3 separate regions of the Mus musculus genome follow, and regions 2 and 3 are each linked to region 1. Evidence: chromatin loops called from intact Hi-C (ENCODE). Cell type or tissue: left cerebral cortex. All regions are shown on one strand.

The links. A loop is a pair of places that touch in the nucleus more often than their neighbours do. Peaks named below come from ENCODE experiments on the same cell type or tissue, not always from the same donor. Only the 100,000 strongest peaks of a DNase experiment are listed, where the experiment ranks them.
Region 2: it touches region 1 in a loop (2.4-fold over the local background); 2 of 42 quality-filtered maps call a loop at or near these places.
Region 3: it touches region 1 in a loop (2.2-fold over the local background); 7 of 42 quality-filtered maps call a loop at or near these places.

What each region holds. Positions count from the first base shown.
Region 1 is chr6:119,486,808-119,494,807 of GRCm38, forward strand. The region is part of intron 1 of Wnt5b (wingless-type MMTV integration site family, member 5B); the gene reads right to left. Among named protein-coding and RNA genes, the nearest start is that of Fbxl14, 11 kb to the left of the region's middle. In left cerebral cortex, CTCF peaks have their summits at 3,110 (motif pointing right) and 4,173; DNase peaks (open chromatin) are centred at 3,164 and 3,309.
Region 2 is chr6:120,293,759-120,301,758 of GRCm38, forward strand. It overlaps B4galnt3 (beta-1,4-N-acetyl-galactosaminyl transferase 3), which reads right to left and starts at 1,139. Exons shown (of 20, transcript NM_198884.2): 1 at 633-1,139. The coding sequence starts at 801. In left cerebral cortex, CTCF peaks have their summits at 3,035 (motif pointing right) and 7,601; DNase peaks (open chromatin) are centred at 232, 377, 391, 795 and 3 more places; H3K4me3 peaks cover 1,363 bases; H3K27ac peaks cover 356 bases.
Region 3 is chr6:119,540,162-119,548,161 of GRCm38, forward strand. It overlaps Wnt5b (wingless-type MMTV integration site family, member 5B), which reads right to left and starts at 4,186. Exons shown (of 5, transcript NM_009525.3): 1 at 3,820-4,186. It overlaps Gm52875, which reads left to right. Exons shown (of 2, transcript XM_030255703.1): 2 at 3,086-4,186. The coding sequence starts at 3,387. The coding sequence ends at 4,103. In left cerebral cortex, no CTCF peak of the experiment used is centred here; a DNase peak (open chromatin) is centred at 4,466; H3K4me3 peaks cover 1,364 bases.

The sequences.
Region 1 (8,000 bases):
GCAGCTCAGGGCAATGACATCAGAAGGACTGGCGTGGCGTGCTGGAGAGCTTGGCCAATAGCCGGCAGATATGGCGCTTTGAATTTTATACTTGGAGAGTCAATAAGATGCCATGCAGGTGACGTGAGAATTCTGCCTCAGAGTGGAAGCTGATACAGACTTTAATAAACACTAAGATGTGGCCCATGTGTAACTACTTCTGGAACCACACATGACTCCAGTCCCTTCAGAAAGGTCCTGCATTGGAGCATTCTGGGAGGAGAAACCTTAACATCCCCCACCCCCACCCCCCACCCCAGAATGCCCTAGGTTATCACTGCTGCTTGATAGGAACTGTAGCGTGCAAACTTCGATATGTTTTATGAACACCGCGTTCAGGGTTCTTCCTGAAGCTGATCAAAGTTCAGGTTCACAAATAGCCTAGAATAGGTGCTAGAGAAGCCAGTGGCCTTGGGTGTGTTGTTCACTGTCCCCAGAGGCCTGAGTCAGGACCCACAGTAGTTCCGGTAGTAATGCTGGAAGCCTGTGTTTTGAAAACCTCGGAACTAAGAATGCTCACACATGTAACACACTATGCATACCTGCCTGCATCATAACTTAGGGTCCAGCTGCAGGAACTCTGGCTAGTTCTCCTCGTCAAGGGTGGAAAGGTTGACCTCACTCATGTCTCCTTGTACCCTCCATGGTCCTCAGAAAGTAAAGAGCCCGCTTTTGTTACTATCAAGCACCTCTTTAAAGACGGGGTCTCATGCAGCCCAGGCTGTCCTCAAACTCATTATATGGCCACAGCTGCTCTTGAACTCCACAGAGTGGAATTACGGTGTGCACGGCTCACCTAACTGACACTAGGCCCGTGAGCGTTATCTGCTCGGGGAAGAACAATCATGTTATGCTGCCTGTCTGTAATGGCCGCTCATGTCATGGACCCAGGATATGGGAATTGGACGGTAGGGAAATAGTCCAAGACATAGTTACTATTTCTCAAGCAATATGGGGTCATTCAGCCTTGGCTTGGGCAACACCGCTTTCCTCATTTGGTAATGGCACAAAGTATTACAAAGGTCAGTGATATTGCATCTCCTTAGGAAACTCTTCCCAAACTACCCTTATTTGCATACACATCTGCTTCCATTTCTCAGTCTAGGGCAAGGCTTTCTGAGATTCGGTCTCTAAATAGGAGCCAAACTCAGTCCTGATATTTCTTAGACTCTGGAAAAAAGTTACAGAGGCTGGAACTGAACGGATAGATAAGGGACGGAGGAACGGCAATAGTTAGACTACTAGGGCAAGGCCTGGTGGTACACGCCAGTAATCCCAGTGCTTATGCAGGCAGACAGATCTCTGTGAGTTAGAGGCCAGCCTGGTCTACATAGTGGAGTAATAGCTGGCTAAGGCTAGATGGTAAGGGTAGTAATATTTTTTAATTAATAAACCCCGTCAGTGGGTTTGCCACCTGCCTCGATGCTTCATGTTCCCGAAAGAAACACACACACACACACACACCTCACACAGCCTTAATTTTAATATGCCTGGGCCACTTTGTAACCTCTACACGGTTAAATCCCCCTCCTGCCAATAGTCCTGAGTTATTACTTACTGAACTCTATATTCTATCTTGACTGCTCTGGACCCAGAGGGCAGCTCAACTGTGTATCTGTCTTTCATTTGGGAACACAAACTGTTGAGGTGGGCGGTCTGTTCCATCCCTGTGCCTTACCAGGCTCACAGCTGGCCACTGCTGGGAACAGAGAAGGTAGTCAGGTTTGCAGAGCCTGGACGAGAAAGGCGAATGGCCTTTCCACTCTGCTGAGGTCAGCCCACCTGACACACCTCTTCTGCCACCGTATGTCAGAGGCAATAGACAGAGAATCAGGTGGCCTCCTGGGACAGAAGTTAGCCCATTTTTTCCATACATAGAAGAGTCTGATTGTCCAAAGACCCAATAAGAATTATAGAAATGCATCAGGGCAGTGTTGGCACACACCTTTAATCCCAGCACTCAGGAAGCAGAGGCAGGTGGATTTCTGAATTCAAGTGCAAGCTGGTCAACAAAGTGAGTTCCAGGACAGCCAGGTCTGTTACAGAGAGGAACCCCATCTCAAAACAAACAACCACAGAAGGAACTACAGAAATGCATTACCAATGAGATGAGAAATCCATTACCAGTGATACCATACATGGCTCAGCAGCAAACAGCATCGTTGTTTGCTCTAGAAATAAAGATGCTTAATTAAAGTCAGGCAACAGGCACATTCCCACAAGGTGGAGGCACATTACTAACTAGTACTTAGTAGAGTACTTAGTGCTTGCTTTAGCGTACACAAAGCCCTTGGGCATTATAGGTATGGAGAGACGACTTACTCCTGCAGAAGACAGGTGACTTGACAAATACGGAGGGGCTCTGAGAGTCTACTCTCAGCCTAGGCTGTCTTAGTTCAGATTGCTATTGCTGTGATGAAACACCGTGACCAAAGCACCTTGGGGAGGACAAGGGTTATGTGACTTCCACTTCCACATCTCAGTTCATCTTAAAAGGAAGTCAAGACAGCAACCCAAACAGGGCAGAAGTCTGGAGCAGGAGCTGATGCAGAGGCCATGCAGGGGTGCTGCTTACTAGCTTGCTCCTCATGGATTGGGCAGCCTGCTTTCTTTTAGAACCCAGGACCACCAGCCCAGGGATGGCCCAACCCACAATGAGCTAGGCCTTCCCTCCAATCAATAATTTTAAAATGCCCTACAAGCTTGCCTACAGTCAGAACTTATGGAGGCATAAAGAGTTCAAGGCCAGCCCAGGCAACATAAGACCCTATCTCCGCACAAAGGAGGGAGGACAGAAAACATCTTGTTCCATGACACGCTTCATTTTACCTTCATTTTAGGACATGTACACAGGATTTACCTCTCCTGCTGTTAATGAAATTGAGCTGTGTCCAAACAATTTAGAGGCAGAAAACAGACAAACGTGGTTTCCTTTGCTTTTACTTAATTAAAATGGTTTTGGACTCAATATAAAGCAGTAAAATTAAGTGTAGACAACACAGTTTATTCTTTGGTGAAGACAGAAGACAGAATTTACCCACCAGATCTGCAATTTCTGGATCTTGTCAGTAGGTGGCAGCATTGTCTATGATTTGGTGGCTGCGTTGCGAGACCACCCAGCCCTCCAGGCTAACAAATCCTTTCTCTTGATGTTTCCCCCACTCGCAAGAGTTCTGCCAGGATCTAAGAGTTGACAACTGGAACATTATTTCCTCCAAACACTGAGACTGGCTTTTTAAATTTTTTTCCTTTTTCACCCTTTGGTATGTATACGTGTGTAGGCATGCATGTGTCTGTGAGTCAGTCTGGACAGCAAGCACCTTTACCTGCTGAGCCATCTCAACAGCCCAAGACTGAATTTTAAAGCACCAGCGAGGTGACTCCTGGCACCGTGTCTCTGGGGTGTTACTGTTTCATGGGGATCCCTGAGTTCTAGCAGCTCTGCTTTGGTGGGCCTGGGGGAAAGTATCAGCTGATTCCTTAAGGCTCCTTCTCGAAAACTGTTGGAGTGCTACGTTTGCCAAGTTTGGCAAGTGGGGAGAAATTTTACAATCATGCATGAAGATAGAGCTAAGCATCCTGTTACTGTGAAAGAAAAATAGAAAAAGAGTTGGGAGTTTACATTTTTGTTCTAATTCACTTTAATTATCAAAGGAATGCAGTATATTCACTGCCCACATGAAGCCGTCTTTGTAGAATCTAAAGGGGCCCGTGAAGCCAGACCCTGATGGGTCTAAGAAGGATGTGAGGTTTCTTGCACGGTGTAAATGCAGAACGTAGACGAGAGAAAGGCAGCCGAAGACAAGCATGCACTCAGAGCCGCGGGGCCACCCTGGCCAGATTCCACATGCTGCAGTGAGGGGTGGGCTGAGGGCGTAGAGGATGGGCTCTTGTCCTCTTGACACTTAGAGTCTCTGAGGTCAGAGAATCAGAGCGTGGGTCTGAGGCAGCTGCTACTGCCATGGGACAAAGGAGGGAAGACTTCTACCAGCCTGTGAGCCGGGTGAGCCCCGATTATTAGCTCAAACATACAGAGCTCTTGTTTTGTTTTGTTTTGTTTTGTTTTGTTTTGTTTTGTTAAGAGAATGAATAAGACAGACCTCTAGTATGCGCTGCGCTTGAGTGTGAAGAACATTGCTATTCCCAGAACTACCAAGAGGACTCTTAGAAAATCATGAAATCTCCCAGGGGAGATTATGGAAACCCGTTATGGAAACCATTGCTGAAATGTGTCTCTGAGTGACTATATAGAACGGAGCCGGGTTTGGAAAGAACAATGCCAGGAAGGGAGTCTGCAGACAAGAGAAAGGTCCCCACATGACTCGGAGGACCGAGGACGCTGGATGACAGGACCCTCACAGCCCTGGGCACGGAGAGGGAGGGAGGGAGGGAGGGGGGCTTTGATGTGCAGCCTCCGACAGCTTCGCTTCTGGCCTTCAGGCTTTATATTTATGTGTTGTCATCTCTCTGTCTCCATCTCCCTCTCCCGCCACCTCCTGTACGTTTTCTCTAGTGAAGGTTTTAAAGAACAGAGTTTTTTCTGTGAATTTCACTTGAGGCAGGAATACTCAGCACTTCAGGCCTGAAATGTCCTGTCCAGAGCCCTGCAGTTGGTACCCAAGGGCCTACATTCAGCAGGTAATGTCAACATGGCTTTAATGCACACAGGGAGAAGCCAGGGCCTTCCAGGGAGGGAGACAGTGTCAGATCCCTCATGGGCCCTCCAGGAGGCAACTGACTCCCACAGCCTGAAATTCCATTTCCTCAATGAAGATGGAGTGTGGCTCTGGGGAGCCCAACAAGACAGAAGCTTATATTTTAGATAACTTTCCCCAGATGTCCACCCAAAGGAACCCCCAGTCCTAATAGCAAGACTATAGACAGAACGTTCTCTTGCCCGCCACCCCCCCCCACCCCCACCCCCCCGCACCCGCCTTCCCTAATCCCTCAGTGCTTCCTTCAAACAGTGTCCATCTGCCCTAAAAAGGGACCCAGCACCAGCCTTCCTTTCTTCCTTCCTTTCTTTGGTTAGCCCTGGCTGTCCTGGAACTTGCTCTGTAGACCAGGCTGGTTTTGAACTCAGAGATTCGTCTGCCTCTGCCTCCCAAATTCTGGGATTAAAGGTGTGTGCCACTACCCCCTGGCTACGTGGGCCTTTCTTGATTTCTCCTTGTGAACTGTGAGCTGTCACAGTGAATTCCAGGCGAGGTGGACATAACCAGAAGCCTAAGCAGACATTAGTCCTACCTCGCACATCCGTGACATCCCAGCCCCAGCTGCTACACTCACCCCACTTCCTCATCTGCCAGGAACTAGCAAGAGAAATCAAGGCACTTGCATGCAAGTCACTGCAAGCTCCTTCCCACCCTTCTACAGGCCCGAAACAGGCTGCTACCACTAATCTGCCCCTGGTTTGCAGCTCATCGGCCTTTGTCCTCTAAGCCCCTGATAATGGTTTTACTAAAATCCCCTTTTGATGGAAAAAGTCCCAGCTGGACATTGCAGGGTCCAGCATAATGTCCACGTCTGCAGGCCCCTCTGCCTACCCCACAAAGGCCTCTAATCAAGTGGAAAATGTGCTGGAGGCGGAGGTCTGGGGCTGCAATTATTTTTTAAGGGATTACTAGAGAAGAATAGAAGCAGCCAGGACCGCCCCCACCTGCTCTCCCCTTGGCCCTGCTTCAGACATATACTGAGTCTCTCAGAGACCAGAGCCACACTCTTCCTTTTCCCTGTGGAGGGGCAGCCACCTCGGAACACCACTGTTGCAGAAATAAAGAGTTTGGGGAAAACTTGCAATTCCCGTTTTGACCCCATTTAAGATCTCATGTATATAACCACTGTCAAACAGGATACTGAGTGTGGGGCGTGAACTCATTCATTAACCTCTAACCCCTGCCCTGTATGCCTAGGGGAGATTTGCCCAGTGCCCAGGCACTGCCAGAGTCTGGAGCACTCACTGGGGCTTTGGAGGGCAAAAGGTCATGTTCCCACCTTGCCTGTTACCCCCTCCCCTCTTTCACACACACATACCGACCATCCCTCACCACTGAGCAAATATCCATCCCACGGCAACGCTTAATCTCAAGGTAATGTGTGGGTAAGATCTGCAATGTCAAGCACTACTTACGGCAGTCTTTGAGAGCACGCACTCCCAAGGGAGTTTGTCTGTATCTCACAGGGCCTTTGCGGGTGTCATTTATACACAAATCACCGAGCATACAATTAATCACAGATTGGTGACAACTCCCAGCCTGGCCTTGAGTCCCTGCCTTCCCCATCAGCCTAGGTAGCTGTTCTCCTTACTAACCCTAGCTCTGGGCCATGGATGCAAAACTGATTGCGGATTTCTAACCCCACTCTGGAATGATCAAGGATCTCACAGTTCATCTGGGAAGCTTCAAAGCCAGCATGGAATTCACACTGAACGTCAAGCTGAGCGGCAACTTCTAGTTCCTTCTCCAAACCTTTGATCAGACACGAAACAATTGATTGGAAAGGAATTTTTGTTCTCATCCGTATCAAATGGCCAGCTGCGGGTGATGGCACACCTGTATCCTAGCGCTTGAGTAGAGGCAGGCATATTGACCTGAGTTTGAGGATGGGCTGGTCTATCAGGTAAGTTTCAGGACAGTCAGGGGTTTGTAGAGGCCATTCCTCAACAACAAGGAGACGTGATCAAAGTAGATCCTCTCATTAGTTTCTGATTGGGGTGCTGGTCTGGAACTCAGGGTCCTGTGCATACCAGTCATGCACCTCGTACTGTCTGGGTTTATGTCAACGTGATATAGGCTGTAGTCATTAGGAAAGAGGGAACCTCAATAGAGAAAATGCCCCCTTAAGGTCTGACTGTAGGCAAGCTTGTAGGGCATTTTAAAATTATTGATTGGAGGGAAGGCCTAGCTCATTGTGGGTTGGGCCATCCCTGGGCTGGTGGTCCTGGGTTCTAAAAGAAAGCAGGCTGCCCAATCCATGAGGAGCAAGCTAGTAAGCAGTACCCCTGCATGGCCTCTGCATCAGCTCCTGCTCCGGACTTCTGCCCTGTTTGGGTTGCTGTCTTGGCTTCCTTTTAAGATGAACTGAGATGTGGAAGTGGAAGTCACATAACCCTTGTCCTCCCCAAGGTGCTTTGGTCACGGTGTTTCATCACAGCAATAGCAATCTGAACTAAGACAGCCTAGGCTGAGAGTAGACTCTCAGAGCCCCCTCCCTACTTAGGACAGTGTTGTTGAATCATCTGTCTTCTGCAGGAGTGAATCATATCTATGACTTTTTGGATGAAGATGAGCCACCTCAAAAAAATGTGAAGCGTTCAAGGGTGTAATGGGTAGCTTTAACTACTAACTTGATACAATTTAGAACTACCCGAGATGTGCATCTCAGTGAAGGACTGCCTAGACCAGATCTGTCTGTGAGGATTGCTTGATTACATTAATCGATATGTGAAGATCCAGCCCACTGCAGGCAGCATCATTCCCTAAGTTTGGGTCCTGGACTGTATGAGAGTGAAAGTCACATAACTCATAAGAAAATGAGCTTCGTAGTAAGCTTTGGACTGTGGATTCGGGGTGACTAGTTCTAAGCTCCTGTGGCCCGGATTCCCCTGATCTGACAGACTGTGAGCTGAAGCAAAGCCTCTCTCCCCTGGGTTACTTTCTGTCAGGGTATTTTATCACTGCGACAGAAATGAAACAAGGACAACAGGCACAAAGTCCATGTGGCTCTGACTCCTCGTTACAGGAAACTTGTGGACATTAGTTTGTGGCATAGCGAGCTGTCTGAAAGCTTTAATTCCAATTTTTTAAAGATATAGTTATCTTATTTATGTGAGTACACTGTTGCTGTCTTCAGACACACCAGAAGAGGGCATTGGATCCCATTACAGATGGTTGTGAGCCACCATGTGGGTGCTGGGAATTGAACTCAGGACCTCTGGAAGAGCAGTCAGTGCCCTTAACCAT
Region 2 (8,000 bases), 810 kb after region 1:
TTGAGTGCTTTGATGAAATAAAAATACAAGTAGGAATTTACTCATGGCAGGGTCGCCTTGGGCGGGGTCTGGGGAGTTTGTTAGATCTGTGGGTATTGCGGAGAGTGTGAAAACACTGGAGGAGGCAGTCTGGACCAGCAGAGAACCACGCATTCAGGAGGTGGGACTCTTGGAAAAAGAGGCGCACGCAAGGCGGGAAGGCCAGGCGTCTCTCTCGGAGGTGCTTTTTGAAAAGGAACCCCCGAAAGCTCGGCTGGAGGGGAAACAGCGAGCCAACCACTCCAGCAAGCCGAGGGCAAAGTTGGGGAGGCTCTGATCGCAGCGTGTGGCCGAGTGCGCCGCAGCCCCAGAGCCCGCGCTCGCAAACAGCTCTGTCCCGCGAGGCTGTGGCTCCCGCACGGTGGAAGGCGCCCCAATCCTCCACCAGCGCTCCGGATGTCCTGAGAGCGTCCCGGCTCCACTCTGTCCTGAGTGGGCAGGCCAGGATCAGCGACCCACAGTGGCCTCGACAAGCCCAGGTCCCCAGGAAAGCGCGGGGCGGCGCCGGCACCTGGAATCAGCTCGGAGAGGCGGGTCCCCGCCCGGAGCGCCCGCCCACCTCCGCCACCTCCTCGCCCCCCGGCGCTACTTACTGTGGTTCAGGGGGTTCCCGCCGGCCTGGGCCGACGCCACCAGCTCCAGATACAGAGTCCAGAGTCCCACCGATACTACGGCGAGCAGCAGCAGCAGCCGGAAGCGCCTCCTCAGCAGCTTGATCGGGCGCAGGAGCAGCATCAGCAACGCGGCGCGGGGGCTCCCCATGGCGCTTCGCCCAGCCTGCCGCTCCAGCACCCGCTACCCACCCGTCGTTCCGGCCCGGCTCCGCCGCTCAGCGCGGCGCACAGCCAGTCTCCCCGGGTCGCTCTCCAGCGGGCCGACTGCTCATGCTCGACGCGTTGGGGTGATCCTGGGCTGCGCGGGTGCCTCGCAGGTCGTTCTCCGGCCGCGGAGCCGGGCTCCTCCTCCCCAAGTGTCCGCTCCACGCCTCTCCTCGTCGCAGGCCCGCCACCTCCCTCCCTCTCTTCTTTCTCACTCCAGCGCTCTGCCCAGGAGGCTCTCCTAGTTGCCCTCCGGCCCCTGCGCTTGCTTGCTGCAGTTAGGGCGCTTTCTCTCAGCTCCGAGCATTACCTTACTCCCTACCTGTCCCGCCCACGCCTTGGCCCCGCCCCCAGGCGCAGGTGGGCCCCGCCCCCTAGAGAATGAGGGAAGGGGAGAGGTGGGGCCAGAGAGAGCTGGTCCCTGGCGTACTCACCGGCTTGGAGTTATGTGGGAGGGTGTGTGGGGTGATGATGAGGGATATGGGACTGAAAGAAGATGCGAGCTAAGACATGGACTCTGTGAACCAAGAAAACCCAGTCACCGTCAAGATATTCGAAGGCGCTCTTTCGAAGCTTGCTGTGGGGCTGAGACACATTTTTTTTAAGTGACCTCTGTGACTTTGGCCTCAGGACCTTTCTCTACCTAGAAAGACCCTAGTCACAATTAACTGACACTTCATTCAATCTTAACTGTCTTCCAAGTCAAATTTGAATACCGTTTTTTCCCTGGCGCAACTACAACTGAAAGGCACCAGGGGAGCCTTTACAAGGAGTTTCTCCAGTTTTAGGTGTTTTGGGTGAAAGATTGTTGGAGATTAAAAAAAAAAAAAAAATGGAGGGGCCACTCAAGAGCAGACCAAATGCTTAGCATTCAGGAGGCCCTGGGTTCCATCCCAGAACCATGAAAGAACTAGGGAAATGGAAAGGGGGTCTGGCAGAACTGTAGAGATGGCTCATCTATTAAGAGTGCATGGTCTGGGTCTGGAGAGATGAGATGGCTCAGTGATTAAGCATCTTCCAGGGGTCCTGAGTTCAATTCCCAGCAACCACATGGTGGCCCTCAGCCATCTGTAATGGGATCTGATGCCCTCTTCTGGTGCGTCTGAAGACAGTTACAGTGTACGTACGCATAAACAAATAAATCTCAAAAAAAGAAAAGAGAAAAGAGTGTATGATGCTCTTCTTCAGGGCCTGAGGTGGGTTCCCCAAACCCATTAATTCCAACTTCCTCTTCTAGCTTCTGCTCCAGCCTCCACTCACATGAATATACCCACACAAAGAGGCACACATGTACATTTGAGAAATAAAATATTTTAAAAAGAAAGAAAAAATGAAAAGGAGAGGCACATCTTCCTTAAGCTGCCCGTACCACAGGTGGATTCGCGCTATTTCCTTCCGAGTCTCTTCTTTTCTCCCAACTCTCATGCCACATAAAAGGTCTTCTTTTATGATTATAGAAGCTTTGAAAGAAAGGTCAAGGCAAGCTTTTTAAAGTCAGCCAAGGTCAGCACAGAGACAAAAGAAATCTAGGGGTAGAGACTGCAGAAGAGAAGAGTGATCTGGCGTACATACCAATTGTAGGAGAAATGTTTAGCATACACAAAGCCTTGGTTTTGATTTCCAGTGTAGGTGAGTGCAGCCGCATGTATACGCGCCCCCATCTCAAAAAAATCCTTAAGAGAAGAGGAAGAGGGGAAAGAGACTGATAGAATACACATTACATGATAACAGAAGGAACCTGAGGGAGGAAGGCAGTCAGTAACAGAGGGGTAAGAAGTGATGAAAAGGCTGTGTGGGAGAGGGCTGAACAAGAACATAATGAAGTGTGTGAGTGTGCGCATGCATGCGCATGTGTGTAAAACTACCATAAGAAAACTCGGGAACTGGAGAGATGGCTCAGCTGTTACGAGCACTGACTGCTCATCCAAAGGTTCTGAGTTCAAATCCCAGCAACCACATGGTGGCTCACAACCATCCATAATGAGATCTGACACCCTCTTCTGGGGTGTCTAAAGACAGCTACAGTGTACTTACGTATAATAATGAATAAATCTTTAAAAAAAAGAAAAAGAAAACTCAACATTTGGTATACTAAACTCTAAAAAAGTAATTTTTAAAAAAAAAGATCTATTTATTTATTATGCAGACAGTAGTCTGCCTGCATGTATGCCTGCTTGCCAGAAGAGGGCACCAGATTTCATTATAGATGGTTGTGAGCCACCATGTGGTTGCTGGGAATTGAACCCAGGATCTCTGGAAAAGCATCCAGGGCTCTTAACCTCTGAGCCATCTCTCCAGCCCTAAAACATTAATTCTTTTAAAAAGGAATAAAAAGGTGCATAGAGCAGCAATGTTCTACGCAGAACAATACTTTTAAAAATAGACATCTTTTAGACTTATTTTACTTTATGTATATGAAAGTTTTTGTCTGCATGTATATATACCCTGTGTGTACCTCAGAGGTCAGAAGAGAGCAATATGGAATTACAGACAGTTGTTATCCACCATGCAGATGCTAGGAATTAAACTGAGGTGCCCTGGAAGAACAACCAGTACTCTTAACCACAGAGCCATCTCTCCAGCCCCTGAAGAACAATTATTATTCTACTACATGGAGAAACACTAAGCACCAGGCTAGAGTTGTAGCTCTGTTGGTAGAATGCTAACCTATCCTTCACAAAGGCTTAGGTTCAGACCCCAGGACCACACAACTCACCTGTAACTCCAGCACTCCAGGAATGAAGGCAAGAGGACCAGAAATTGTTTTGTTTGTTTTTGTTTTTGTTTTTTTGAGACAGGGTTTCTCTGTGTAGTACTGGCTGTCCTGGAACTCACTCTTTAGACCAGGCTGGCCTCGAACTGAGAAATCCACCTGCCTCTGCCTCCCAAGTGCTGGGATTAAAGGCATGCGCCACCACCGCCCAGCTGGAGAACCAGAAATTTAAAGTCATCCTAGGCTACGTAGTGAATTTGAAGCCAGCCTGGGCTATATAAAAGAGCCTGTCTCAAGTCCCCATCACCCAAAATAAGTAAGTAAGTAAGCAAGCAATTTTGCTATTCATCTTGGCAAAGCTTGATTTTTGTTCTCAACTCGCACGAGTCATTTATACAGAAGCGGTAGGGTTCACTGATTCATTTTGCAGATAAAAGAAATGGGCTCAGAAATATTAAATATTAAATGTTGTATAGGTAATCCATGAGCAGAACCCAGGACTTTGCAAGTGCTTTGCCCTGAGCCGCATCCCGAGCCCTGAGGTCCATTGCCTTCCCCTCCTCGGCACATGCTGCTTTCCTGGACGTTCCCCTGGAGAAACAAATTCACCCTGGAAACTCTGAGCACTCTCGCAGCAGCACATCTGCAACTCATCCAGACACGTTCTGCTTCTCATCCTTTCTCTCCCTGGCCTCGCTCATCAGTACCACCTGTCAGTCATCTAGTGAGGACATCTTGATTTCCATCCGTGTTTCCCTGAATCCGTTATCTACGAATAATTCTGCAGAGTTTGCTTCTCTGGAGTCGTTCCCAGGAACAGGCAGAACCCTTACTGAATTGATTGCTCTTGTGGTTACTGTTTGCAGCAGGGTTTCAGTATGTCAGGCTGGACTCAAATGATCCGCCTGCCTAGCCTCCCCACTAGCTGGCACTATACATGCACATCACAGCACCAGAACTGGACCCTCCTTGTCCACTTCTCTTCCTTTCCAGTATGGTCAGGCCCTTCCATCTGGATGAAGAAGTAAAAAGCAGGAGCTCTGCCAAAGCCCTGTGTCTGTGACCTTACACAGTTTGTCATACTAGGCAGGAAAAGTGATGGCTACTTACCATGTCCATGGAGGAATATGTGCAGGATTAACAAGGCTAACGGTGCAGACACCAGATAGGAAGGAAGCTACAACAGGAGAATCTCAAGTTCAAGACCTGTCTGGACTACAGACTGAGTTCAAAGGCAGCCTCAGCAAACTTAGCAATACCCTAACTCTTTTTTTTTTAATGTATTTATTATATATGTAAGTACACTGTAGCTATCTTCAGACACTCCAGAAGAGGAGGTCAGATCTCATTATTGATGGTTGTGAGCCACCATGTGGTTGCTGGGAATTGAACTCAGGACCTCCGGAAAAGCAGTCAGTCCTCTTAACCTCTGAGCCATCTCTCCAGCCTCTCTCTCTCTCTTTTTTTTTAAATGATGAAAAAACTGGAGATTTGCCTAGCATGTATTAGCCATAGGACCCACAATTCAATCCCCAACGCTAAAAATAAAGTTCAAGATTAAACCGTAAAGAAAAAAAAAAAGGATGTTTGAGCATGATGGGCAGTTTTGCTTTTAATCTTAACTCTCTGGAGGCAGAGACAGGCAGAACTCTGTGAGTTCAAAGCCAACCTAATCTACTTAGTGAGTTCCAAACCATCCAGGACTACATAGTGAGACCCTGTCTTAAAAACAAACAATGGGCTGGGCGTGGTGGCGCACGCCTTTAATCCCAGCACTCTGGAGTCAGAGGCAGGCAGATTTCTGAGTTCGAGGCCAGCCTGCTCTACAAAGTGAGTTCCAGGACAGCCAGGGCTACACAGAGAAACCCTGTCTCGAAAAAACAAACAAACAAACAAACCCCCCCAAAACAAACAAACAACAGGGCTGGAGAGATGGCTCAGTGGTTAAGAGCACTGGCTGCTCTATTGGAGGTCCTGAGTTCAATTCCCAGCCACTACATGGTGGCTCACAACCATCTGTAATGGGATCCGATGCCCTCTTCTGGTGTGTCTGAAGACAGTGACAATGTACTCACATACATTAAATAAATAAATAAATAAATAAATAAATAAATAAATACTTGTTTGTTTTTTTGAGACAGGGTTTCTCTATATAGCCCTGGCTATCCTGGAACTCACTTTGTAGACCAGGCTGGCCTCCAACTGGGATTAAAGGCGAGCGCCACCACCGCCGGAGTAAATAAATAAATCTTTAAAACAACAAGTACATAAGTACATACTAAAAACAATAAGAACAAAAGAAAGGGAGAAGGGATGATAATCTTATGCTTGGGTTAAAATAAAGTGTATGGGCTAGGGAAACTCCTCTGGAATTCACATACTAAGAGACCATGACTTTATCATAACCCCTGCCCCAGTTTTTGGCACAGTATTCAGGGAGCAGAAGTATGTGCTTTGAAGTTTTCACTAGGCAGCCCATTGCTGGGACATACTTCCCCTTTCAGTTCAAAGCAACACTGTACCTTATACACGCATTATTTCTTAGACAGGATTTCACATAGCCCAAACTGTCCCCAGACTCCCTTCTACAACAGGATGGCCTTGACCGTTTGATCTGCCTCCGCCTCACAAGTACTGAGATTACAGGTGTGTATCACTGTGCCCAGTTTATGCTTTGTGTTTTGAGATAGGGTTTTCTATGTAACAGGCTGGCTGAAGAGCTTCTTGACTCGGCCATTGGTGGCTTTGCATGCACACCACAGATCGAACTCAGAGCCTTACACATAACAAGCATTTTACCATTGAGCTACATGCCCACATTTTCTCTTTCAGTTGACCAAGTCTGACCCAATTATGCCACCATGGCCGTTCTATGTGCTTCTTGGAGCTTCATGGCTGCTAGGAGAGCATCCTGGCCACTGAGCCGTATCCCAGCTCCTGCCTCCAAATCATTACAGCCTCTCTCTGCCTTCTATCAGTGTAAGGGATGCCCCAGCACATTTATGGGGGGTGGGGGAGAGAGCTACAGCTTTATTTGCTCAGGCTTTTCAACAGAATAATATCAATTATTTTTCTCCTCTGAAGTTTGCTTTGTTGCTAGGAAGCCCATAGGAAAAAGCACTCTTCTTCCTCCTCCTCCTGTCCTCTCCCTCCCACTCTCCTTTCCCCTCCCCCCATCTTTTTAGGGTATTGAAACCAAGTTGTTGTTTTGGTTTTTTTTTTTTAAGATTTTATTTATTTGTCATATATATACTGTTGCTGCCTTCAGACACACCAGAAGTGGGCATTGGACCCCATTACAGATGGTTGTGAGCCACCATGTGTGGTTGCTGGGAATTGAACTCAGGACCTCTGGAAGAGCAGTCAGTGCTCTTAACCGCTGAGCCATCTCTCCGGCTCCCAGAAAAGTCATTTTGATTTCTCTTCATTTTTATTTTATTTTATTATTTATTGTTACTACAGTTGAAAGTTTATCTTATCACCTAGGGCAAGAAAAAAAAAAACAAAAAAACAAAAAACTTCCTGGATTCTATTTAGTTGTTGCTGAAACAAGAGTCAAATGAGCTTCCCTTGGATCTCTTCCTGTTTCTTGGTCATTAATCCCACTCCAGGAGCTGCAGGTAACTCTCAGTGTGAACGCGTACCTAGATGCCTGAAGCCCTGGGTTTCATCCTGGCATCTGTGCATGGCTGCCGAGTAGGAGTTCTAAACCCTACTTGAAAGACTTACCTTCCTTCAGAAAGACACTCTCCTGTTTACATCCTGCCATCTGATAGATACTAGAGATGGCAGAGAATCCTGAAGTTAAAAAGTAAGATGTGGCAAGTCGTTACTCTAAGCAGAATCTTGCCGGTGCTCAGTTCATGTCTACCCGCTCTGGGGTTCAACACTCCTCTCTGGGGTCACCGGCCACCAATGAGGACTTGGCGTGGTTCTTGTAAATTTGCACATACACAGGAGTTTGCACTCTCAGGGAGCGGCACAGACCAAGGACCCAAGAAGCAGCTCTTCTGCACATTTCAGCTCTCTGGCACCACCTTCTGCATCTCTGAGGATGTTCCCAGCATTTTCAGAATAGGCTGTTGGGTGCTGGGCCTCTAGTGTTCCTGTCCCTATTCTTTTGAGAGTTTTGTTTCTCTTCTCTTTTTTCTCCTCTCTCCTCTCCTCTCCTCTCCTCTCCTCTCCTCTCCTCTCCTCTCCTCTCCTCTCCTCTCCTCTCCTCTCCTCTCCTCTCCTCTCCTCTCCCCTCCTCCTCCTCCTCCTCCTCCTCCTCCTTCTTCTTCTTCCTCTCTCTCTCTCTCTTCCCCTCTCTCTCTCTCTCTCTCTCTCTCTCTCTCTCTCTCTCTCTCTCTCTCTCATTGTTTTTTCCAAGACAGGGTTTCTTTGTGTAGCTTTGGCTGCCCTGGAACTTGCTCTATAGACCTTGCTGG
Region 3 (8,000 bases), 53 kb after region 1:
AGGGGATTTTCGGAGGGGAAACTAGGAAAGGGGATAACATTTGACATGTAAATAAAGAAAATATCTAATTAAAAAGGAAGAAAGAAAGAGAGAGAGAGAGAGAGAGAGGAAGAAAGAAAGAAAGAAAGAAAGAAAGAAAGAAAGAAAGAAAGAAAGAAAGAAAGAAAGAAAGAAAGAAAGACTGAGAAAGGACAAGGCTCAGGCCCTCCTCTCAACACCCTCCCTCTCCTCCAGGGGACACACATCTGAACTTCCACTGGCGTGCCTCCCATCTAGGCCTGAGGCACAGCCCAATGACTTCCACAAACTACAAGGGCAAACTGTAGAGGAACAGGGCTCAGAACTGAAGGGGACTTTGAGACAACCTGATTTACACTAAGTGACAGAGAAGAGAGGTATACACACATCCCACCTCCGAAACAGAAATGAGGACAAAAATCCAAGGGAAAACCAGGACACAAAAACAGACCACTTGGGACAGATGAGTTTTGGGGATTTGGGATTGGAATCTGGAGTTGCCAATTTCAGAAGAAAAAAAAATCCACCTCTTTAGCATCCTTTAGTGGTGGCAGTGCTGCCAGCAGCATACTGAGTGAGGGGACCCCAGAACCTGAGAGTCAGTGCCCCCTGAGGGCTTACAGCAGCCGCCCCTGAGGAGATTTCCTGAAACCTTCGTGCTTGGCGTTTGGAAAGATGTCAAGACAAGGCCCCCACCCGTACCAACCCAGGCTCCAAATCAGGCGGCAGGGAAGAGCTGAGAAGAAAGCCACAGGGGTGGGAAAGCAGGGAGGACAGAGACCAACTTTAGAAAGTCTGAAAGAAGACTCACATGGCACAAAAAGACCCAACTGTAACCACAGGGACGAAGTCAGGAAACACGGCCACAGCAGTCAGCCAGTGGTCACAGCAGACGGAGAGCCAGGGGGTCAGGCTGGGATTCAGAAGGCAGAGGTTTAAATTTAGCCAGGTAAACAGGCGCCCAGGGGTGGCGGCGGTCGGCTTGGGAAAAGCAGGGCAGTCACCTGCCCTCTGGCACCTTGGTGGCTCTTGCTGAAGGAAAAGGCCCAGACAGAACTGAATCCACCTCAGCAGGTCCATTTCTGGGACTCCACCAACATGAAGCTAGGAGAAGCACGCAGGTGTGTCTCCGAGAGAGGTTCAGGCCCTCGTACCCATTATCATCTCTAAACCCTGGATTCCCTGAACTCCCAGATACAGTCTGAAAATGCTGAACAGAAACCAGCCTGGATGCCTGGATATGAGGCTCCCAGCTCTCTCCCCACACGGGGATTTGTCAGATCTCCTGCCGACCCAAGTTAGAGAGGCTTGAATTACAACCACTCCTTGGTACATCACAACGGAAGCCCTGAGGACTACACGAGCTGTGGGTCTGGTGGATGCTGAGGAGATTAAGGAGTCGACGATAGTGATGTGGAGAGGATCGGGGAGGGGGGAGGGGGGGAGCAAACTCAGAATCGCAGACTGCTCCCGCCACACTACAGACGCCGGAATACAGCAATCCAGAGCCATCTTAGAAGTGAGAGTCAGAACACACCAGCCTGGCCTCTGCCCCTTTCAACAAGAACAAACAACAAAATTCTTTTTTAAAACCCTGTTTGGGCTAGGAATGAGCTCAGACACTGATTACTGACTGGCAAGCTCAATGCCCAGAGTTCCAGCCTGGGCATCGCAAACAAACAAAGTCTTTCAGTTGCCACTAGGGCTAAGAGAAGGGTAAAATACAGAGGAGGAGAGCAACCCAAGATTTTTTTTTCCTTTCACAGTATATGTCTCCCAGCAATTTCGGAAATATTGTGTATGTGCGCAATGTGTGTGCGCGCCCCTGCCTACACACCTGGGATGGCACCCAGGGCCTGAAACACACAGTAACCACACACTCCAACCACTGAGCTACATTCTAGCCTGACCCTTAAACTTTTATGCTTTCTAGACAGAAAACTAAGGAAAGGATCATTTCCGACCAATAAGATGCTCTGCAAGGTGGCACAATTACATCCGGACTGTAGAGGTAGGAGGTTCAAGACACCTTAAGAAAACACCATCTCTCACACACCTAAATACTCAGAGTATAGAAGCCTAGGAAAGCAGGAGTTCCACAGATGGGAACGGGCCAGCTCTTCCAAGCCTGGATGAGCTCCTTTGGCAAGGAGATCGCCACACTGTGTCCACTGTGTCACAGGTCCTCCCGCAGTCTTTAAGGAAAGAAGCGTGGAGGGGCAACAAAGGTAAAGAGGGTTGGGTGTGGTGGCGCACTCTAATCCCAGCACTCGGGAGGCAGAGGCAGGCGGATCTCTGAGTTTGAGGTTAGTCTGGTCTACAGAGTGATCACACTAGGAAACGATGTGAAACAACAACAAAAAGCTCAAAGACGATGTCTGTCACAGCCGCTCATGGTGTCTGCCACCTGCGCTTGTTGGTTAGGAGCCCTGGCTTCCCGTACAATTCCCTTCTTGGGCACCTGCCCTTCAACATCTTATGAAGACACAACGCTGCCTTCCTCCTCAGGACACTGGCCCCCAGTGTCTCTGGGCATTGTTTTTTGCCCCTCCTCCTTGCTAGTTATAGCTACCAATCATGTGTCAAAGAGAGATGTGATACTATTTTGAAATAAAAGGAAACCATCCTGCAGCCTTCCCCACCCAGCCTTGCACCAAGGTGGGGTTTTTACTAGGTCAGGCCTGTGGCTGCTGGACCTGAGATCAGGGCCATCTCCAGCCTGGGCCTGAGATCAGGGCCTCATCTTTGATAAATAGGCAGGCTCTCCTCCGGAATGAATCCACGCAGGAACAGTGGCTCAGGGGAAGATGGTCCAGCTTTCTGGGAGTGTACCTACTACTCGGGCCTGTGCTGTCTGGCCAGTCACAAAAGAGAAACCCTAATATGTCCACATGGACCTGCCTAAGTGCTGATCTCTGGCAAGGAGTGAGCCCCTGCTTGCTTGCTATCTCTGTTCCTATATTGACAGCCAGAACACCAAAGTTCTGGCAAATGGGAGCCTTTCTCTGAGGTGGCCTGAGTAGTTGAGGAGACTGCTAACTTGACCCTGGGTCTTTTTTTCTTCCAGGTACCAGGCTGAAACTGCTCAAGGTGGCAGCTGCTGAAAGCTTTGCCAACGTGGCCTGGCAGTGCAAAAGCATTGAAAAGGGACCTTGGTTATGGGGACAAACGTTTCCTCCTCCATCGATTCACTGTGCAACTCACCCTGGGCTTGAGCCACTTCAGTTTCTCTGCCTGCAAAACAGAACCGATCGTTCTAGAAGCAAAGTGAGCAGTGTTCAACAATGACTTGTGAGGATGCAAATACCCAAGAAAGTTGGGTCTGACCAGAGTGTTGGGCCAGATACCCTCTGAGGCGCCCCGCGAGGATGGACAGAGAGATGCAGAGGAGCAGTCGAGAACCAGACAGCACCACGTCTCCAGTGTGTGACCCGCGGTGGCCTGGGACAGGAACTTGGGCTAAAGTCATCCCTTCGCAGTACCTGTCGGAGACACTCCGCGCCGTTCGTCGCGCGCAAAACTGCAGCTGGGCCCCGGCGAGCCAGGAAAAGCGGAGCAGCTCCGGGTTCCCCGCTTCGCGGAGGCGACGCGCAGCGCCCCGGGGGCCAGTCCCGCTCCGGGCCAGGCGCCGTACGAGCGCAGAGCCCCTGGACGCTCGCGCCCCACCTGCCCGCGCCAGGCACCCGCGCGCGGCCCCAGCTTTGTTCGCAACGGCCCGCGGAGCCCGTCGCCGCGCGCCCCTTTCCCGCCACCTGGCCACACAGCGCCCTCGGCCGGCGCGGGGCCGACTCCCGAGCTTACCTGCGGGGGCTGCGGCGTCGGGTCGTCCACGGGACGGGGCAGCCTCGGCTCAGCGCGCGGGCCGCTCGCGCAGCCGCCCCGCACTCCTCATCCGCGGCCGGAGCCTGCCCGCCCGGAGTGCCCGGTCCGCCCTGATGGGCGCTGGGCGCCCGGAGCTCCGACTCGGCCGCAGGCTGCGCGGTCTCGGGGTCCGGGGAGACGCGTTGTCCCCACCGTCCCTTCAGGCGCCGCTAGCGCCACCGGCCTGGAGCGCGGGACCCCGAGAAGTTTCGGCCCCGACTTAGCGGCACCGTTGGCGGCCACGGCTCGAGTGCAGCGCCGGCGCGGGGCGCGCGATCCCGGGGCTCCGCCGCCTGCGCCCCGCCCCGCCCCGCGCCGCCTCCCCGCCCCCCGCAGCCCGCGGCCGCGCGCGACGCCCAGCTCCGGAGGGCTCCTCCCCGGAGCCGGACCGGCCCCCGCACCTGCCTTCCGCGCCCCTCCGCGCCCACTGTCCCGCAGACTCTGCGGGGACAGAGCACTGCAACCGCGCGTGGACGTGGAGCGCGGACGCGTGACTCACCTTTTGGTGACACCCTTTGGAGTCCGGAGCTGCGAAGCGACCCGGGAGCTATTTCCACTCTGCAAACCCCGGTCCGGACCCACACAGGCAGGTCTCAGACTGGGACTCTGATGCCTGGATTGTTCTAGCGGGAAAGGCTTCTGTCAGGACTTAGGGCCCAGTTAGTCTCCGGATAAACATGAGGCACATAAAAGGACCCTACCGTTAGTAGCCTGCAAAGGTCACTAGAGGCCAGTGTTTGGCCTTAGCTCAGGGCAGAATTTAAACACTTTTATGGCGGTTCCTATAGTCTGTTAGTCTGTTTCCTCACAGAACACCACAGTGAGCTGCCCAAGGAACCGGAAAAGGTGAAAGGAATTAGAAGAGGCTTTGGGGAGTCCAGGCCTCCAGCTGGTGGCAGAACCCTGTTCCAGATCCTGGTTACATGGTGCCCACCACGAGCACATGATCTGAATCCATTCTGCAGGTTGTGAGTTTGTCACCCTGCTAAAGAAATTCCCTCGAAATTCAGTTCGGTGAGGGGAAGGAACCAGCAGTAATAATCAAAGACACTGTACTTTTGACCTAGAAACCAAAGAAGGGGACAGAATCCCCCTTCTGGGCATTAAAAAGACAAGGAACTCATCACACTGAGGAGGTGTAAGGAGCTGTTGTTCTCAGGGGTCACAATAGGAAGAGTTAAGGGATATTTTCATCAAATGATCCCTTAATTGGAAAGAAAGGCTCTTGGAATTGGGGTGGCAGCAGCCCAGGTACTCCGGGACTTTTCTCACTTGGAAGTGAGCGTGGTTTACAAGATCTGGTCCAGCCAGTAAATCAATGCCTTATGATAATTATAGGACCCTGCCCTCTCAGGGAGTCCAGTTCAAGGGCTTTATCCTTGGGGACACATGGGACAAGGGGAGAGCCATCTAAAACAAGCACAAAATCTCTGAGTTGGCTTTGTCAGTTTATAATTGGCTCCAGTATTTCCCTCTAGTGAATCATTCGTTCTGGGCTTCTGGCTTTGTGGAAGTTTCAGGGAAAACCTGGAGGTTGTAATCACTCCAGAAGGCCACCTGGGAACAAAACCTGAATGCTGCCTGGGGTTCAATCCGTGAGCTCTCACCATCCGGAAGTTTAAAGTCTAGAGAAACAGGATGTGGGGAGGTGGACCCCTAGAATGCTCATGCTCGCCCAGGGTCATTTTGCTCTGCCTGCCCCTCGCTGACAGCGTGAGAGAAGCAACTCAGCCAGCAGCCAGCACATCCCTCCTTCCCTCCTTTGTCCAAGATACATCAGATAGTGGCCCTGTGGGAAGCCCTTGCTCAGCTAAGATGCATATCATGAGCAGGCTGCATAGCCTGGGCCGTGAGCTAGCGAGGTCTATACAGAACCTGTGCTCCAGAGGCTGGCAAGAAGGTCTGCTTTAGATTGATTGGCAATCTGGCAGGATCTAGTATTGCCTTGGAGACAAATTTCTGGGCATGTCTTTGGATGATTTTTCTAGGCTGGTTAGTTGAGGGGAAAGATGCCCACTAAATGATGGAATGAGTAGGAGATAGCCAGTTGGACATGAGTATCTATCGCTGTCCACTTCTTGACCACAGATGTAATGTAGCCAGCCACCTCCAGCCTTGCCATGATGACCAGACGCACTACAGAGTGAGACCCTGTCTCAAAACAACCAAATAATAATATAAAATAATAAAGAAAAAGAAGGAAGGACAAGAAGTTTGTCATCGGCATGGACTACACAGTGAGGTCCTACATCAAAAGGAGGAGGAGGAGGAGGAGGAAAAGGAGGAGGAGGAAGAGGAGCAGGAAGGAGAGGAGGAGGAAGGAGAAGAGGAGAAAGAGGGGGAGGAAGAGAAGGAAGAGGAAGCATCAACAACAGCTGGGCTTTGGTGGTGCATGCCTTTAATCCCAACACTCAGAGGCAGAGGCAGGCAGATTTCTATGAGTTTGGGAGCAGACTGGTCTATAGGATGAGTTCCAGGATAGCCAGGGCTACACAGAGAAACCTATTTTGAAAAACCAAAATAAATAAGTAGATACATAAATAAATACATAAATGAAGGGAAGGAGAGAAGGGGAGAGAGTGGGCAGATGGGAGGGAAAGGAAGGCAAGCCTGGGAAAACTAGGAAAAAATAGTTGGTCCTACAGGAATTTCAGTGACCTCAGCTCTGATTACTGAAGGGACTGTCTTCAGAACGCACAGGCCAGCACCCATACTTGGAGGTCTCTTCTAAGCCATAACAACTAAAGAGGAAAGGGGGACCCCTTGACTCTTGGGGCTTTCTCTTTGGCCTATCCTTAGGTCAGCTGTTGCCAGACCCAAGGCCATGGGGGAGATCTTTGGACAGCTGGTTCTCTATGCAGAACACCTTCAGGTGGTAATCCTCTAGGCCAACCAAGGCTGCTCACAGGGACCATTGCAAAGCGTTTGTTTTGGATACACAGAAAGTGTTCCCTTCCGGGAGGGAGGGGGTGGACTGAACCTGCAAAACCTAGAACAAGACCATGAGGTAAAGCTGACGACTTTCAGCCTGACAGCTGTCCTTCAGTCCCTGACCCGCAGTGCGCTTGGTATAAAGCATTTGTCTTCTGCTGGTTCTCTGAGTATAACACAGAAGCTCGAGTTATTTCTAAGAATAAGAGCTTTCAAAAGTAGTGAATCTGACCCAATATCCACCCAATATCCACCATGGACTACCCAGACTCACAATAGCTGGGACACTTTGGGGACTGTTGGTTAAGGGGGAGTCCACTTACATACCTTCCAGCAGGGTCTGTGTCTTAGTTCCTCTTCTGTTGATAAAACACCCTGACGAAAACAGCTTGAGAGAGGGAAGTTCATTTGGGCTCACGCTTCCAGAGGACTTTCTGCCCGCCATGTTGGAGAAGTCTGCTATCACACTCCAACAGCAGTTCAAAAACAGAGACAGAACAGGACGTGGGGCTGAGCTATTGAGAGTCAAGGATGGAGCTGCAGAAATGGCTCCTTTCTTGAGAGTACTTGCAAAGGATACCTGGGTTCGGTTTCTAGCACCCACATGGCTGCTTACAAGCACCCCTAATTCCAGTTCCAGGGGATCCAACATCCTCTTTAGGCCTCTGCAGGCATCAGTCACATATGCAATGCACATACAGGCAAAATACTCACACACATAAAATAAAAAATCAGTCTTAACAAAAAAAAGTCATGAATCCTTTAAAAAAGGGGGGTGGTGGTGGTGAGAGGGCTCAGCGGGTAAGAGCACTGACTGCTCTTCCAAAGGTCCTGAGTTCAAATCCCAGAAACCACATGGTGGCTCACAACCACCCGTAATGAGATATGACACCCTCTTCTGGCGCTTCTGGAGACAACTACAGTGTGCTTTCATATAAGAATAAATAAATCCTTTAAAAAAAAAAGTCAAGGCCTACTCTCCACTGGTATTCTTCCTCCAGCAGGGCTTAGGTACCTCCTGAGGTATTTACAACCTTCCCAAACAGCAACACCAGCTAGGAACCAAATGTTGAAACACATTAGCCTGTTGGGGACAATATACTCTGGGTGCCAGTAGGCTCATGGGTATCTTATGATGTAAAATACATTTAATCCAACTTCCGAAGTCCATAGTCTATAACAGTTCCAAC